Linked DNA regions of Mus musculus: regions 1 and 3 are each linked to region 2. A link is a loop called in an ENCODE intact Hi-C map of the cell type or tissue named here. Cell type or tissue: left cerebral cortex. All regions are shown on one strand. Each heading gives the region's core, and the rest is flanking DNA. Links, peaks and the distances in the headings are about the cores only.

Evidence for each region. Hi-C counts contacts between places; a loop is a spot of excess contacts. Peaks named below come from ENCODE experiments on the same cell type or tissue, not always from the same donor. Only the 100,000 strongest peaks of a DNase experiment are listed, where the experiment ranks them.
Region 1: a loop joins it to region 2, with 3 times the contacts of the local background. A loop is called at or near these places in 15 of 42 quality-filtered maps.
Region 3: a loop joins it to region 2, with 11 times the contacts of the local background. A loop is called at or near these places in 7 of 42 quality-filtered maps.

The regions. Positions count from the first base shown.
Region 1 is chr19:16,433,053-16,438,379 of GRCm38, reverse strand. Gna14 (guanine nucleotide binding protein, alpha 14) reads right to left here and starts at 2,713. Exons shown (of 7, transcript NM_008137.4): 1 at 1,563-2,713. The coding sequence starts at 1,686. In left cerebral cortex, for the core only: CTCF peaks have their summits at 2,739 and 3,384 (motif pointing left); DNase peaks (open chromatin) are centred at 1,595, 2,450, 2,685 and 3,262; H3K4me3 peaks cover 1,694 bases.
Region 2 is chr19:16,596,264-16,601,590 of GRCm38, reverse strand. Gna14 (guanine nucleotide binding protein, alpha 14) reads right to left here. Exons shown (of 7, transcript NM_008137.4): 3 at 2,497-2,651. Among named protein-coding and RNA genes, the nearest start is that of Gm41811, 15 kb to the right of the region's middle. In left cerebral cortex, for the core only: CTCF peaks have their summits at 307 and 2,086 (motif pointing right); DNase peaks (open chromatin) are centred at 2,121 and 2,540.
Region 3 is chr19:15,995,265-16,000,591 of GRCm38, reverse strand. The region is part of intron 2 of C130060C02Rik (RIKEN cDNA C130060C02 gene); the gene reads right to left. Among named protein-coding and RNA genes, the nearest start is that of C130060C02Rik, 13 kb to the right of the region's middle. In left cerebral cortex, for the core only: a CTCF peak has its summit at 2,253 (motif pointing left); DNase peaks (open chromatin) are centred at 2,277, 3,209, 3,483 and 4,140; H3K4me3 peaks cover 450 bases; H3K27ac peaks cover 686 bases.

The sequences.
Region 1 (5,327 bases), core at 280-5,279, 160 kb after region 2:
TCGGCTTGCTACATAATTTGCCTTACAAGGGGCCAGCCTCAGTATAGTCCTAACAGTCCTTCACACGAATCTAAATATTTCCGAGTGAACTAAAGTTTAGTCTGCCCTTGACAAGAGACCGTATCCATCTGAACTCAAATGAAGGCATAGTTAATCATCTTAGTGTTCACGTGATACTCCACACTTGACAAACTGAACTTGATGACAGACTGCAGGGTTCAGCTAGAGTTCCCAGGCCTATTCCAAGTCTGGGTGAACAGCCCTGACCCCAGGGGTGGAAAGTGGCCCTTCCTTCCCATCCCCACCCCACACTCCACCCACTGTAGGAACCTCGTAGGTATAGCTGTGGACCTCAAGCTACTGTCCCCAGCGTCTTTACAGCCTCAGCAAACAGCTTTCCTTGGTGCTTACTCCCCTAATCAGGTCTCTCCTCACTGGCTTATAGTAAGCTAGGAGTCCTTTTGGCAGGGACTTTCCTCTGGCCTTAGAGAAGAATCAGGAGTGTGGAATCTGGGTGGTCAGCCCTTTGAACTTGCAGGTTTAAGGAAAACCAAAGGAGGCCCTTTAAACTCAGCAGTAGCCAGTTACATAGTGGAGGGCTTGCTCGGGTGTGAAGGCAGTGCAGGCTAAAAGCCCTCTCCTTCAGTCAGTCTTCAAAAGGGACTGCTTAATTAAATAATTAAACAAATGGTGAAAGAGAGGACTCCAGCCTGAAAGGACAGAGGAAATGCAAGCAGCTATTTTGGGGGTGGGGATGGGGGTGAAAGAAAAGGGCCAGTGTCCAACAATGGATGGGGGCTGAATGACACTCTACAGGCCAGAAGAAAGAGATCCTTGCCTTGGGGGAATTAATCAGACTTTAAACTCTTCTCTCTTTGTTTTAAAAACACTTCTTCAAAGGCCTTCTAAAAGCCTAAGGAGGCACTGGTAGAGATAGCCTGGACATTGAAGTTAAACTAAGGTGGGCCAAGGGAGACTTAAAGCTACTCTCTTGATGCAGGCTCCGGTGTCATCAGCAGAAGGTCCTGGTGTCAGAAGAGAGAATAGCAGTAGGGGTGTCACTTCCGAGGCGCACTTGCTATCATTTTCCCCTTTTCTCCAGTTTGTCAGTTTCTAGGGTTTCCTCTACAGTGAGGACAGAGCCTTCCCACCATGACCATACCTGGCAGGTAAAAACTATGCTGCACGTGGCCCCTGCAGTCAGACCCTCAACAAGAACCGAACCTAAACTGCGAGGCAGGCCGTTCCCCACCACCCACCAACAACTAAGTTTGGGGGTTCCCGCAGCAGCCGCCTGCTGGGAGCCCAAGGGCAAAAGCGAGCAGGCCCCGGGTTGGGGGGGGGGGGAGAGAAACTGACAAGGGTCCAGGAGTTGAGCCCTGGCCTGCTCTGAGATATCAGGAGTCTACGATCGAAGGTGGCCCAGCTCCCCAGGTGCAAAAAGACCGGTTCCCTGAAGGGACATAGAGAAACTCAGCACGCCACCCGGCAGGCTTGTTGGGACGGGAAAGAGCCGGGACGAGAACACCAGAGCTGCGCGCTGGATAAAGGCGGCCACTCACCCAGCAACAGCAGCTTGAGCTCCCGGCGCGCGTCCTTCTTGTCGCGGCGAAGCTGCCGCTCGATCTCCGCGCTGATGCGCTGAGACTCTTTCTCCTCCGCAGACAAACAGCAGCAGCCGGCCATGGCTTGCCACCTCGACGGAGCGACAGGGACCTGGAGCTTAACGCCCGGCCGCGCGGATTATCCGCGCCAGACGCAAGGTTTGAAGAGGAAACCACCTGAACCAACTATGGTATGGAGAAAGAGGCTCGGATCTCCTAGGCTAACGCTTTCTCGAAGGCAGTTCCGAGGTCAGGCGAGTCCTGAGCGCTTGTGTGGTCCGGGATCAGGCACCCAACCCCGCGCTTGGGAGGGAGAGAAGAGCGAACTGGGCAGTGTGATTGGCGCTGTCTCCAGAAGATGTGCGTCCCCGGACACTGTAGCTGGGTACCCAGGTAGGCAACGCACACCGCGAATCAAAAGTTGGGGCGTCGGTGCTGCTGCTAGAATGGTCTCTCCGGGACTGTAGGGTGTCGCAGGCTAGCAGCAGGTGTGGCCTGGCTTGCAAATAAAGGGCCAGCTAGTCCCTGTTTGCAAAGTTCCGAAAACCTCAACCCGTAGACTTTTGCGGAATGGAAGGTTCCTCCAGCACTGACCGCTCTATGTGACAGGAGGGGGCGGAGCGTCTCGAACCTGCAGCCAAGGCTGCAGGAGTTGCCTGAAGTCCTACCCCAAGCCGACGGTGCCTGGGGACAAAGGATAGCAACAAGAGGCTGGGTCGCAGAGTAGTCTCACACCTGCCTCCTTGGCGGTGGCGCCCTAGTGCAGGCAGGGCCACTTGCCAAGCTTGCTGTAACCAGCAGACACTGGCTGCCAGCCCCCTTCCCGCTGCCAGATCCGGGTTCCGACAGGTGAGGGAGTTTCGTCAACTCCCAGCCTCAGTGCCAGGGGTGGAGGCAGCGCACTAGCAGACCCGAGCCAAACGTCTGCAGCCCGTTCACACACCGCATGCCAGCAGCTAGGCTCAGGCCTCTTTTCCCACCTGAGGCTGAGCTTTGCCCACCAGCTTCTCCACCGCTCACACTTGGGGTTTCTAGACTGGCTCCCTCTGCTTCCCGGATGCCACAACTCAATTTGGGCTTAGTGCAAGCCTTGGGTCAGCTTGTAGTTTGCCTGCCTAGTGCAGATGGGCCTGCTGGCTGGCGTAGGAACTGCAGCTGCCTTCCGGGGTCTGGCAAAAGAGCAAAGGGCTAGTTAACGCCTCCCAGCCGGTCCTACCTCCTGGCACCGGATGAGGGGGCCAGGGACTGGAGGGGTGAAGGAAAACGGCTGGCTGCTTTGCATTTGATGATGGAAAAGACTTCTGTTTGTAGAAAGAGTTGGCACCTTCCCGGCACACCTGGCCAGTTCCCTGCCCAGCCCTGCAGCCAGACTGCCGCCTCGGGACAGCTCCTGGAACTCTGCGTGTGGATGTAGGAAATCTGAAAGAACCCCTGACAACTCAAATGCACAAAGTTTGCACAAAGCAAACTACTCTGATTTTGTCTGTGCAGATTTAAAGGTGCGGATAAGGGATCCTCGGGACCAGAGCAAATCTTCTTTGCCTTCTATTCAAGTTGGCATATGACATGTGCACGGTTACGGAATCAGACGCTAATTCTTCCTCCGTGAAGAGCAATGGAAGCAGAAGTGGGGCGCTGTGGTCATTATATAAGAACTTGGCAGCTAATGTTATCTGGCTGCTAAGTCTTATTTACTTTACAGTTTAAGAAGTGCGGACCAATCAGGCTTTAAAATGCCCTGTATTTTAGTATCCTTCCAAGCATAATTGACGACAACAGTGTCCCCTACTGGAAAGTTTCTGGATTTTTTTTCTCTCTGTAATCTGTCACCCACTTTTCCCTTTAGCTCCTACAGGTGTTGAGAACACCACCATTGGCTCCTCAAACTAACATCTCAATCACGGCTTTTAGTCTTCCACAGATATTAAAACCAGAGCAAATCTGAATTCCAAGTTAACTGGAATAACTGACCTGTTCAGTCTCCAGTTACTAGCCTTCCAAAACAGATCCTGACAGATCGTCCCTGGCGAACTTGGCGGTACCTACCGGAACCCTTGGTACCTACCGGAACCCTTCAGTGTTCCCATTCATTTGATCAAACCCGTATTCCTTGTATAGGACACGGTGCTGAAGAAGTCCCACAGGTTTATAAGCAAAGATCTCTATCTTCAGCTAACAATACAAACTCAATGAGTAAAATGTCAACAGCAGGAAATAAGCCAAATTAACTATGTTTGGTCCACATAGGACAATATTATGTATCCATTAAGGTGATCTATGAGTAACATTATGTCCCAATGAATAACACCTTAGGATGTTTGGGTGAATGACAGCCTGCATACAGCATCGTGGTGTCACCATCTACCTCAGGGCTGGGGATGTAGCTCAGTGATAAAGCCCTCTGTGCATTTAACATCCAGCACTGGAAAAAAAATCATACCTTCCAATGATAGCATAACCATTCTAGCTTGTATAAGAACACTTGGAAGCATCCATATGCCATTGTAGCTGAGTAGCCACGAACTCAGTACACTGCATTCCCACCGTTCACTCATGACGACAGAAGAACAACAAACTGGGGAGAATCTTCAAAACACATCCGGCAGAAAAGACAAGGCACAAACATATAAGCAGTACAACGGAAATGGTATGGGGAGAATACACACCTGCATTTTTAAGAGCATAGAGTACTTATATCAGGAAGGTTAGCTGCTCTGAGTCAAAACTGGCTGGCTGATTTTAAATTATCTGATAGAGGTACCCGAAGCCCCTCCCGTCATGTTTAGATTGCACTTTCCTTAACCGTGAGCAGAGCAATGGACTAGAATCCATTCAGGGGACTCACCCAACTCTAACATTTAATCATTTCTTCAATGATTTTTCACACTTAAAAAAAAAAAAAAAGGCAAGGGATTGTAGAGCTGGCTTAGCAGTTAAAAGCCCTGGCTTAGGACCAGGTTCCATTGCCAGCACCCACTAGGTGGCTCACAACTGTAAACTCCAGTTCCAGGGAATTCAACACCCTCTTCTTGCTTCTGCATGTGCTGCACACATGTGGTGTGCAGACATACATGTAGGCAAAATACCCATACACATAAAACACATTTTTAAAGATGTTAAAATAAATGTGAACTTTATTTTGGGGGACATCAAAAGCTCCTGAGAACCATACAACGGACAGCACAAGGCAGTTAGTTTCCTATTCCTGTACTTATTTGTTTCTCTTTCACATCATCTCTCAGACCTAGGGTACGAGATCAGGATGATTTCATGACATGATATTTGAAGCACCTTTCCAGGAAAGGCTGGCTTTAAAGGAAGCGCTTACTCATGGGCAACACTTCTCCTCATCATTCCCATCTACTTTAGTTGCACCTCATTACTCACAGCCCCCATCTTGGCTGCCAAGTGCTGAGCTTCACAGTCAGATAACTGTACGGGTCCTTAGGATGCTCACTGGGCCCCTGCCAGCCTAATGCCAGCCTAATGCCAGGTGCTGGGGATTCTGGTAACAAGATGTACTGAGCTGTGGCCCACCCGAAAGAATTAAAGTTGAGACCTCACTATCTTGTTTTCCATAAGAAGCATCATTCCATGATAGTGGCTTTCAGAAGCCAAAGATCGTGTATCTCCTTTAGCTTAACTTCCTTGCCTGCCCTGCTAACGAATCTCAGACAAATGTACTGTTGTGTCCTCTGAAGGCGTTGGTGCACCCTGTCCCCT
Region 2 (5,327 bases), core at 41-5,040:
AGACAGGCTGTGAAGCTCGGGTGTCAGAGTGCTTGCCTGGTATGCACACAACCCGGGGTAATTCCTTAGCACCTTCTACAACAGATGTGGTGGCACATGTCTGCAATCCCAGAATTCAGGAGGAAAGCTAGGAGGACCAGAAGTTCAGGGTTATGCTGAACTATGTGGAGAGTTCAAGGCCAGCCTAGGCTCCAGACTGTGTCTTCAAAAGTTGTTTAATCACTCAAGTCCTTACAAAAGACCTCACTAGCAATGGAGTGGGTGGCTCTGCTGCTCTCTGTAGCACCACCTAGAGATTTAAAATGCTGGGCCTGCTCCCCAGCTTATTATTTTACTGCACTCAGTCTTCTCCCTTTATCCAATGTTCCACCTCACGCTTACAAATGCCCATGGCCATTTATGACCCAAATTTAGGAAATGTGAAAATAATGCCAGAAATAAATGATCCGTCTTTGAAATGATTTTTGTGTTCTGCAAAGCTAAGGACAAGAACTCATAAGTTTTCAGTCTAGTGCCATTCTGAGTAGTAAGATAACATCGGTGGCTGTGCCAAGGGGGGAAACACACGTTTTCTAGTGTAGCCACACTGTGTACACTGCCCACCTGCCAGTCACTCATTAGCTGTCGCAGCTCTCACACTGTGTCATGGGGTCACACTGCCAATAACGAGTAGCTCTATTCTTAACTACCTTAGTTTTAGCCTGTGTCCATCTCTTGCTGTTACGTTTATAAGTTCATTTTATCATGCTTATGTATGTAAAGAACAAATACAGAATGCAGTATCATTTGTGATTTGGAGCATCTGCTAGGGACTCTGGAAAGCGGTCCAAAATTAGGTTAAGTGGGAGGCAAGGAAGACACACTACAGTGATTGATTAATTGATTGATTGACTGAACCAGCAGACTACATTGTCTGAGATTAGAGGTCACTAACTGGTTGCCACATAGCCCTTAGCACACTATCTGGTACACTCATTTGCACAGTATAAATGACATCTAATTACGCAGACATTACTAGCAGATGACTGAGAACCACTGACTTGGACCAAGAAAATGCACAAGTAACTTATGTCATAGTGGGGGTGGGGGTTGTTGTTCTGTTTCATTTTGCTTTTTTTGCTATTTTGAGACAGGGTCTAACTCAGGTTGCCTGCTGACCTGAAACTCACCTGACTGAGAATGTCTAAGAATGTTTGACCCCCTGCTCTCACTTCTCCAGTGCTGGTAGCTAGGCATGTAACCACCATATCCATGACGCTCAAGGCTGGCAACTACTTCCCTTATTAAATGCTATTGTCTTCTGTACAACTCTGTTCACCTCCCCAGTCACCCCTCACACGCCTGGCAGCGAGCGGACTTGCTTCTGTTTTCAAGATTTACGCTGAGTTAATCTTACAGTCATTCTGGCAAGCGTTCTCCAAATGGATGTAAATCCAGAGGCTCATCTCAGAGCCAGTAACAGTGGGCCGCTTCTGGGAGGAAACAGGAGAACCCACTAGCTTTTGGACAGAATGCTCATCTCATTGGGAGGCTAGCTTCCTCCCCTCTCTGCTGCCAGTCTAGCGTCTTAGTGGTTTCTTTCCTTCTCCCCCCACCCTGCCCCCCGACATCGTGCTTTTCTGCTGATGTAATTAGATCAATTGTGCCAAGCTGGATTGAACTGAGTGCTGCATGGGACAAATGTCTAGGCAAAGTCATTAAAAGCCATGGGCCTTAACGATGCCTTCCCTGACAGCTGCTTTGTCCAGTCCAAGCTAGTTCAGGAAGAGGCCAACATGTAAAAGGAACGGAGTGGGTTTGGGGAGTTTCGTGGTCCTGGGAGGAGGAACCAAACTGCAGGAGCATAAACAAGCTGCAACCCCAAGAAGTAAGCTGTGTGCTCAGTCACCTGTGGGTCACAGCCAGCCCTAGGGGACTCTTAAGAAAGAAGAAATGTTGTGATATCTCCAAGATAGTATGCGATAGAAATTTTGATGATGTTGATGGTTTAAATCTAAAGCTTTATGGATCCCAAATACATTAAGTGGTTGACTTTCTGAGAGGGTCAAATAAGCCAGCCGAGAGGCCTGTGTGCTGGTCTTGCAATGCCAATGTCTATCACTAGAGGGCACTACAAGATCGGCAACCAATTTAAGCAAAGCCTAAGCCCGCCTGCAGTTTCCAGAGGGATACAGAGAGGAAGAAAGCGGAAAAACCACAGGCAGGTGTGTTCTTTGCTTAAATCATAACCTCTGCTCCAAAACTTAGATCCGTTCCACTAAAGGAATCTCCAACTTAATTGGGTGAGAGAAGGTGGCTGCTAACCCCAAGGGACATCTGGGACAGAGAATTAGGGGAGAAGAGGCCAAGAAGCAGGCCAGGAGGTCAGGGGAAACACCCACCCACACACATCCTCACTCCCCCACCCACCCCCACCCACACCCCCTGCCTCTCTGCCTCCTGGGAAGTGAAGCCTTGCAGAGTTGGCTTAGCAGCAGCTGCCGGCTGAGTACTCACTATTTGGCAGAGTCTGACAGCTGGTACTCCCTCCTCCTGTCGTAACACTCCTGGATTCCGGGATCCAGCCACAGCTGCTTGATGGCTGCCACCTGGTCTCTAGAGAGTGCAGTGACCTTGTCTACTTCCACTTCCCTGATGATCTGGGCATTTTCCTGTCCAACGGAAAGGAAATACCACGTTGAGCACAGAAAAGCATGACAGATAAGGGGATGATCTGGGGTGGAGGGCTCTGACAGGTGCTGGGCTGTGCACAGCCAAACCCTCAGAAACCAGAAGACTAGGCGGGGTGATTTGGTTGCTCAGTCTAGAGACGTGAAACAGACCGCACTAGACCTGCGCCTCCAGTCCAGCAATAGCAGAGGCAGCTGCTCAGACCCGGCACCCAGGTGTGAACAGAGACACCCACGCCCTGTAGCCACTTTCACTTTTCCCACTTTCTGTTCATTCCAACATCTATGTAGCCAGCAATGGACATAAACTGTTGTATCAGTCACAAACCAGGATTGTTTGGTTAGAAGTGGACTGGCCCCAGGTGTAAGAACAGGGACACACTCTCTCTGTAAACGGAAAAATCAGTGCCAACTGTCACCCTGCCCTTTTTCTCCCTCTTAAGTTTTTTTTTTTTCCTTTTCTTTTTCTTTGTATTTCTTTGAAGTAGATTTTACTTTGTAGAGCAGCATTAAGATTCAGCAGAAATCTTCAGCTCAACAGAAAGTTCCCATATGCCAGCCACGTAGTCCTGTGCATCAATCAGCGCACAGTTCTTTCCCACCTAGGAACCACTCCCAGATCACCTGCTCTGCACGACAACTACTAGACAGTGTTTATTGTAGCTATTACTCCGTTAGCACACTAAGGATTACAGGCAGGAGCTCTGTGAGAGTGTATGCCCAGTGGATACTTCTCACTTGCAATCCTAGCGCATATCCATCGCACCTGAACCTCTGCATGTGATTCCTTCCACTGTCCTTAGCCAGAGAGCGTGATCCAGGGTCCTGGAGGGCCTTGAGTAGAGCATAGGTACTGTCCCCAACCTTCTGGCTTCCCATTGCCGCTCTGTTGTTTCCTCTTGCCCTATGACTGCCCTCTACCCTCTACATCTGAAGTGGCCATGTGCCTCTGTCTTCAAACAAGTCCGGGAAAACTCCACAAAAGCAGAGTAAAAAATCTCACTTGTGCTTTTATCCAAGAGTTCAGCTCCTTTTCTGCAAGCAGTTGGTGCTTTCTTTGATAATGTGAGCTCAATAAACACATGTGGCACATGTATCTATGTAGCATGTCAGAAATCCACAGCCATGGGATATGACTAGTGTGGGGAGACGCCTTGCAGAGAGGGGGGAGTCCACAGAGGAATCTGGGGATTCACGGTGGTGCCTCTCAGCCAGTTACCTCGCTAACTCCGCCCCTTCTTGCATGTCATGCACCATAGGCTGTTTTCTTAAATTTAACAATGAAGTCCAGCTTTGCTGTTGAGAATTAAAGCCAAACAGTTGACAGAGGACTGGGTGGGGCACTGCCATGCTACATGGCAGGGGGGGTGGGGGAGGATGAGGGGAATAGAGGGATGGGGGAGGGGGAAGGTTGGTCAGCATCAATGTATGCCCAGGAAGCAGATGAATAAAGTGAGCCTGCTGGTCTTAAGAGTCTCAGGGAGAAGCAGTCAGACTGGAAGACAGAAGAGTTTGGGAGCAAGCCAGCAGTTGCAGAAACATCACCGATGACCAGGCTCTCATAGAGAGTTCAGCACGGACGTGGATGAACGTGGCAGAATAACTCGTTATTTTACACAACTGCAATATACTAATAAGAAGGGGAAACACAGGGCTCAACAAGAACTTTCCTTTCCCCGATTCTCAAAAATCAACATTTTTGCTGCTGGAAGAGGGAACACAGAAGACAGAAGTATGTCACACGGAAGTTCCCAGGCCACCCGTGAAAGGGCCACAGGTGAAGTGGTGGTGCCTTCACCTAGGGCCCTGGCTTCTGCTGAGTGTCCCTGTCAAGTACAGTGAGCTTCTAGTTGCAACCCAGCAGGCTGCCCAACCCGCCAGGCCCTCATCACAGGGGCTGCTCCTCTGTCAACTGCCCAGCACAGCAGCCATCTCTGCGGGGCCTTTTGTTAGGTAAGTAAGGGTTTGTGGTTTACATTTGTCTATGTATTTTAATTGGCAAGTTGATTCTACATAGTTATGGTATATATACCACATGTTCTCTTGACCTATGTAAATAATGTATATGGCTAAGCCGAGCTATTTAAGACGTGTGTGTGTGTGTGTGTGTGTGTGTGTGTGTATGTGTGTGTTTGTGTGTGTGTATATGTGTGTGTTTGTGTGTGTGTATGTGTGTGTGTGTGTGTGTGTGTGTGTGTGTGTGTGTGTGTGTTTGTGTGTGTATGTGTGTGTGTGTGTGTGTGTGTGTATGTATGTGTGTATGTTTTTGTGTGTGTGTGTGTGTGTGTGTGTGTGTGTGTATGATCTTTGCATGGTAAGGAACACTAAAGAGCTACTCTCTTGGCAATGTTCAAGGAAATAATACACCATCACTAACTTAATCACCAGGATGTATGGGAGGTCTCTTGAACAACTTTCTCTTTTCCAGATGATGTTTTAATTAAAATTAAAATTAATATTCATTGGTATGTTATCAATGATAAAAAAAAAAAACCTAACTAGATACTATGGGAACGGTCTATTGACATTCACTATCCATAAGTGCAGCAAGCTTTGCTTTAAAAATGAGGTTAAAAATGTATATATATTTCAAAATGGAAGTTCTCTGCAACACAGGATTGTCAATTACAGTCTCTGATCCATGTTTTCACAACTCTG
Region 3 (5,327 bases), core at 276-5,275, 600 kb after region 2:
CCATCCTGCCAAAAGCAATCTGTAGATTCAGTGCTATCTCAATCGAACCCCCAGGGCCATCCTTCACAGACCTAGGAAAAACAATCTCAAAATTTATGTGGCACGGCCTGAAAGCCAAAGATTGTTAGTGCAATCTTGAACAAAAATAATACTGCAGGGGGTATTTATTTATTCTTTGTTTCAAATTATACTACAGACTTATGGTATTAAAAATACCATGGTACCAACACTAAACCAGACAGACAAATTTAGAGTAGAATAGAATAGACTAGAATAGAGTACCCTGGTTAGTCCCTGCAAATAGTGCTAACTGATTTTTGACAAAGACACCAAAATTACACATTGAAGAAAAGACAGTATCGTCAAGAAATAGTACTTGAAAACCTGGCTTTCAACGTGTAGAAAACAGAAACAGACCCTCTTCTTGCACCCCACACAAAACTCAACTCCTATATGTGTGTGTGTGTGTGTAATATATGTATGTATGTATGTAATATATAATATAAATATAATATATTATAATAAATACAATATAGTATATAATTTGTATGTATCCTGGTAGAAGATAACAAGGTGTATATGCTTTGACTTATAGACACGGGTATGTGCTTCTTCAGAGTCCCACAATACAGGAAGTTAAAACCAACAATTCACAAGTAAGATCTCATGCAAACAAAAAGATTCTGAGGGGCTGGTAAGACAGCTGAGTGGTGAGACAGAGTACTGGCCGCTCTTCCAAAGGGCACTCACTTGGTTCCCAGCACACACAAGGCAACTTAAAATATCTGTTACTTTGTTCCTGTGACTCTGATGGCCTTTCTTGCCTCTGTGGGCACCAGGCGTGCAAGTTAAGCAGACACACATTCAGGCAACATAGTCAAATACATCAAATACAGTAAAGATACAACAATTAATAAGTTCTATAAGGCAAAAGAAATTCAAGTGAAAAGGTGGCCCACAGAACGGGGAAGAAAACCTCTGCTGGCTGTGCATTTAATGGATTGGTAGTTAGTATATACAAAGAATTCAGAAATAAAAATAAAGACAATAAGGAACCCACTAAGAAGTGGGCTACGGAATCAAAGAGGAAGTTCTCAAAATAAGAATACAGTAAATGATAAACATTTTAAAAGTGTTTCACATCCTGGACTTCCTGTTTGAAAGTGTGATCTGAGGTCACCTGAAGATGCCACTAGAAACAGCCCAGTATGGCGGCAATCGTAGGCCTCGGGCACCTAACACAGAAGAATCACTAAGTTTGCTGTCTATGTGAGCTATACAGTCAGACCTTGTATCAAAACTAAAACAAAATTCAGGAACCAGGGCCATGATATAGAAATACTGGATGAATAGACTGTTTTCAGTACAGCTGTCCCCATTATATCCATGGTCTTGATCCCAAGACCACCCTTCACCTACTCTACCCACCCCTAACCCAAATCCTTGGATGCTAATTATATAAAGTTACCTTTGATAAAACGGCAGCTCATGCAAATGGAAGAGGATTTGCACATATCTGGGCATATCCTTGCACATTCTTTAAATCATCAGTTTGTAATATTAGGAAGACGGTGCACACATAATCCCCGTGCGGCACTTTTGAAAGAATACCCAGAAAGACTTGGCTCAGTACAGATATAATTCTTTCCTTGAATGCTTTTCATCTATAGTTGTTTGAATTTACAGGTACAAGGCTCATGGACATGTAGACCTACTGGGTAAGTTCTAAGTATTGCTTAGGTCATAACTGGACTAAGATGATTTATTCATTGTGTATCTGGAATTCAAATCTAACTGAGTGCTCGGTATTTTTATTTACAACATGAGTCCATTCTGTTTGGAACTTGGGGTTCTGAGGAGACACTCTGTTTTGAAATTTTTTAATTTGTAGTCTTTGGCACATTATGCATAGATGTTTGGTAACGACAATGCTAGGAACACTTTGTTGCCAGTGAAATTAATGCTATGCCACCGCCAATCACTGTACAAACATGTCAGTCTTTGCAAGGGATAGTTTGTTTTTGTTTTGTTTCTTCAGTTCCTTGAGCAACTCCATGCTTTACACTACAAATCTACCAGTTTTGCAACGTACAGTGGACAAGGGAAAAAAGTTTTTATTCTGAACACTCTCTCCATCCTTGCTGTATAACAGGTTGTCTCCTAGGGAGCTGAAACCAGGAGGTCTGGCTTAAAAGTTGCTAGAGAAGAGTCTGGGGGCAGTGTTTGCCTGGTTTGGGACTATAAACACTGCCACCTAGCGGCAGAATCAAGTATTCACCACTACACCAAAGGCAAAGGAGGAAATCCAGATGAATCAAGTGTGAAAATCTGCAAGCATGGGTTTTGGTTGCTTCCATTTAGCATTCAGTCGGTTAACTTTAGCAAGATGAAGGGAGGAACAGTTATTTACCAGTAGAGCAGTAACATTCCTTAAAAATAAACTGCAATAGGCGTAGGGGAGGGGCAGGGGCTGGCAGCAGCAGAGAGATGAGAGACAGGCTCCACAGGTAAAGTCACTTGCCACAGACGCCTACACACACACACACACACACACACAGAGAGAGAGAGAGAGAGGGAGAGAGAGAGAGAGAGAGAGAGAGAGAGAGAGAGAGAGAGAGAGAAATTCTTTTAACTTGAAAACCTATGTAGACAAAATTCACGTTTATTTCAATTCATAAGTTGTCTGAATTTCTGATGCATGTACAAGGCTCAGTAAAAGCTACTGGTAAAGAGAACTCAGAATCTCAGCTATAAAAATATCAAGACTCGGAAGCTTGGCTCCTGCGGGGCAACTAAGTATTCCTTAATCCAGAAAATCCTGTAGACCCCAAACAGACCCACCAAAGATCTCAGCTTCGTGACCGAATGAGCACTTGTGGCGATATATTTTTGTATCAGAAAAATATATTATTTTGTTACAGATTTAAACATTTGGTGCTGATTTTTTTCCTTTTGTTTTGATTTGTTTTCTAAGGGGTGGGGGGGGGTCTGAGGCTTGCTAAAAAAAATAATCATTTCAACTTGTCAGTTTCAGAGTTACTCCTGGCTACATGCCATCTGTTTTAACACATATGTTTTTGTGAGCTGTGGCAACCAGGATTCTGTTACCTTTATAAATATTTGCTGTCTCCTACTAGATGCAAAGGAATGGAGACTCCAGAGCCGCGTGGTTGTACAGCTGGTTACTAAGCAGGGATACGCTTTGCAAATTCCACTTCCGCCAGTGAGATTCTTTTCTTTAGGGGGGAAGTCTTAACCCTTTTGTCTAACGAGGAGTCACCTAGTGCTTTCTGAGCTCTAACAATGGCCAGACACTTAGCTTCACACACATAAACAGTCTAGTGTCACTGACGTGGCTTAAATGGCATCCATGTATCCCTATAGTCTTGGTTTACCCAGCTAAGCTTCTGGGTGGCACTGTGTCTACAGCCAGAAATAAGCTGTTTATCAGCCTGCGCTGCCTGGGTGCTGCCTGACAGATGGCATTGTTTGCGTTTCTACCCTGGCACACAGCCATCCGCTGTCCTCAAAATGGAGTCAAGGCTGCTTGTAAAATGGAGTCTCTCGGGGTGAGGAACGGTCTGAAAAATCACTGCTTTAAACAACGTAGAGTGAACACAGCCTGGTCTCTGGCAGTCTCCTCTCCTTTAAACCCAAAGAGCATGTCTCATAAATCTACTACAATCCTGTCTGCTGAGCCTTTAACCCTCTTATGAATTACATGCTTTGGGCAACGTTAGAAAGAGGGAAACTGGTTTCTGGGCAACCTTTAGAGACATCAAGCTAGAAAGCCACAATATACACACCCATTGGAAAGACAGAAGATGTTTTTTGGGGGGGAGGGGGTGCGTCTCTATATAGCCCTGGCTGTCCTGGAACTCACTTTGTAGACCAGGCTAGCCTCGAACTCAGAAATCCGCCTGCCTCTGCCTCCCAAGTGCTGGGATTAAAGGTGTGCACCACCACACCCAGCAACAGAAGACGTTCTTAGACAGGGAAGACCACACTTGTCCCACTGGTGCTTGCTTCTCTCTCTCTCTCTCTCTCCTAGCTTTGCTTTACATTTGGTTAGCTCTGAAATTCATCTCTTTGTTGAAGCCATGGACCCCAGTTTGCCCAGATGGAGGTTTCTGAATAGACCTCCTCGGGCATCTGCTGCTGAGGTGAGGTGTGGCAGCATATCCCGATTGCTGGTGACAACTGTCCCTGCTGTTCTCTGCCTAGATACAGACTTGAGAGCAAAATAATGACAATCCCCCAAGCTTAAAGGGGGCTGTAGTAACCGCATTTCATTACTGGAACACTTCTCAGTCCCCAGTGCCTTACTGGAGACATCTGAAACCTTTTGTGGTAGCCTTCTATTTCATAATAGAATCCAGGATCTTTTTATATTTTCTCTGGCTTGTCCTATATTCTCTCTGGACAGCACAGGAAGTAGATCAGCTAGATAACTGTGATATCTGCTTGACCCCGGTTTGAGTAAAGATATAGCCAAGTACTAAAAACTCTTAGTTGACTTCCTTTGCGAGTGACCCATCTTCTATCCTCTGCAAGTCCAGACGGTGATCCAGAAGTGTAACTTGTAGTGATACTAGCTGTTTGGGCTGAGTTAAATTCTTCGAATTCTCCAAACCTTCCTATCTCTAAGATGGGCATAGTGATGCTGACGTCAGCTGTTTCCTGCTCTAAGTTAGCTAATCCACAATGGGTAAAGCGGTGGGCTTTCAGGCTGTGCCTTGCCTTGAGAAACTCCATTTTACAAGCAGCGTTTGATACCATTTTGAGGACATCCTAACCCATGCAGAAAATGGATACATTATGCATTCCTGGACGGAGAAAGGATGTTACCCTAAAGTTTTGCTTTGGTGAATTAAGACTGTAAGTATACACCGGAGTTGTTCTAGTTTGCTTTCTATTGCTGTGATAAGGACCATGGTAAAAGCAACTTGGTGGGGGGAAGCATTTATTTCGCTCAGAGTCCCAAACACAGCCCATCACGGTGGGCAGTTGGGATGGTAACTCAAACAAGGCAAGAACTGAAGCAGAGACTGTGGAGGAGCACTGCCTACTGCCTTGCTTTTCAGGGCTTGCTCGGGTTTTTGTTGGTTTTGTTTTGTTGTTGTTGTTTTGTTTTAATACAATTCAGAACCTCGTGCCTGGGCGTGGGTACTGCTCACCATGGGCTGCCCACCCCTATCATCAAGAAAATACCCTACGGCTTGCCTATAGGCTAATCTGATGAGTCATTTTTCTCAGAATAAGTTCCCTCTACCCTGGTGACCCCAATTTATGTCAAGGTAATGAGAACTAACAAGCACGGCCATACT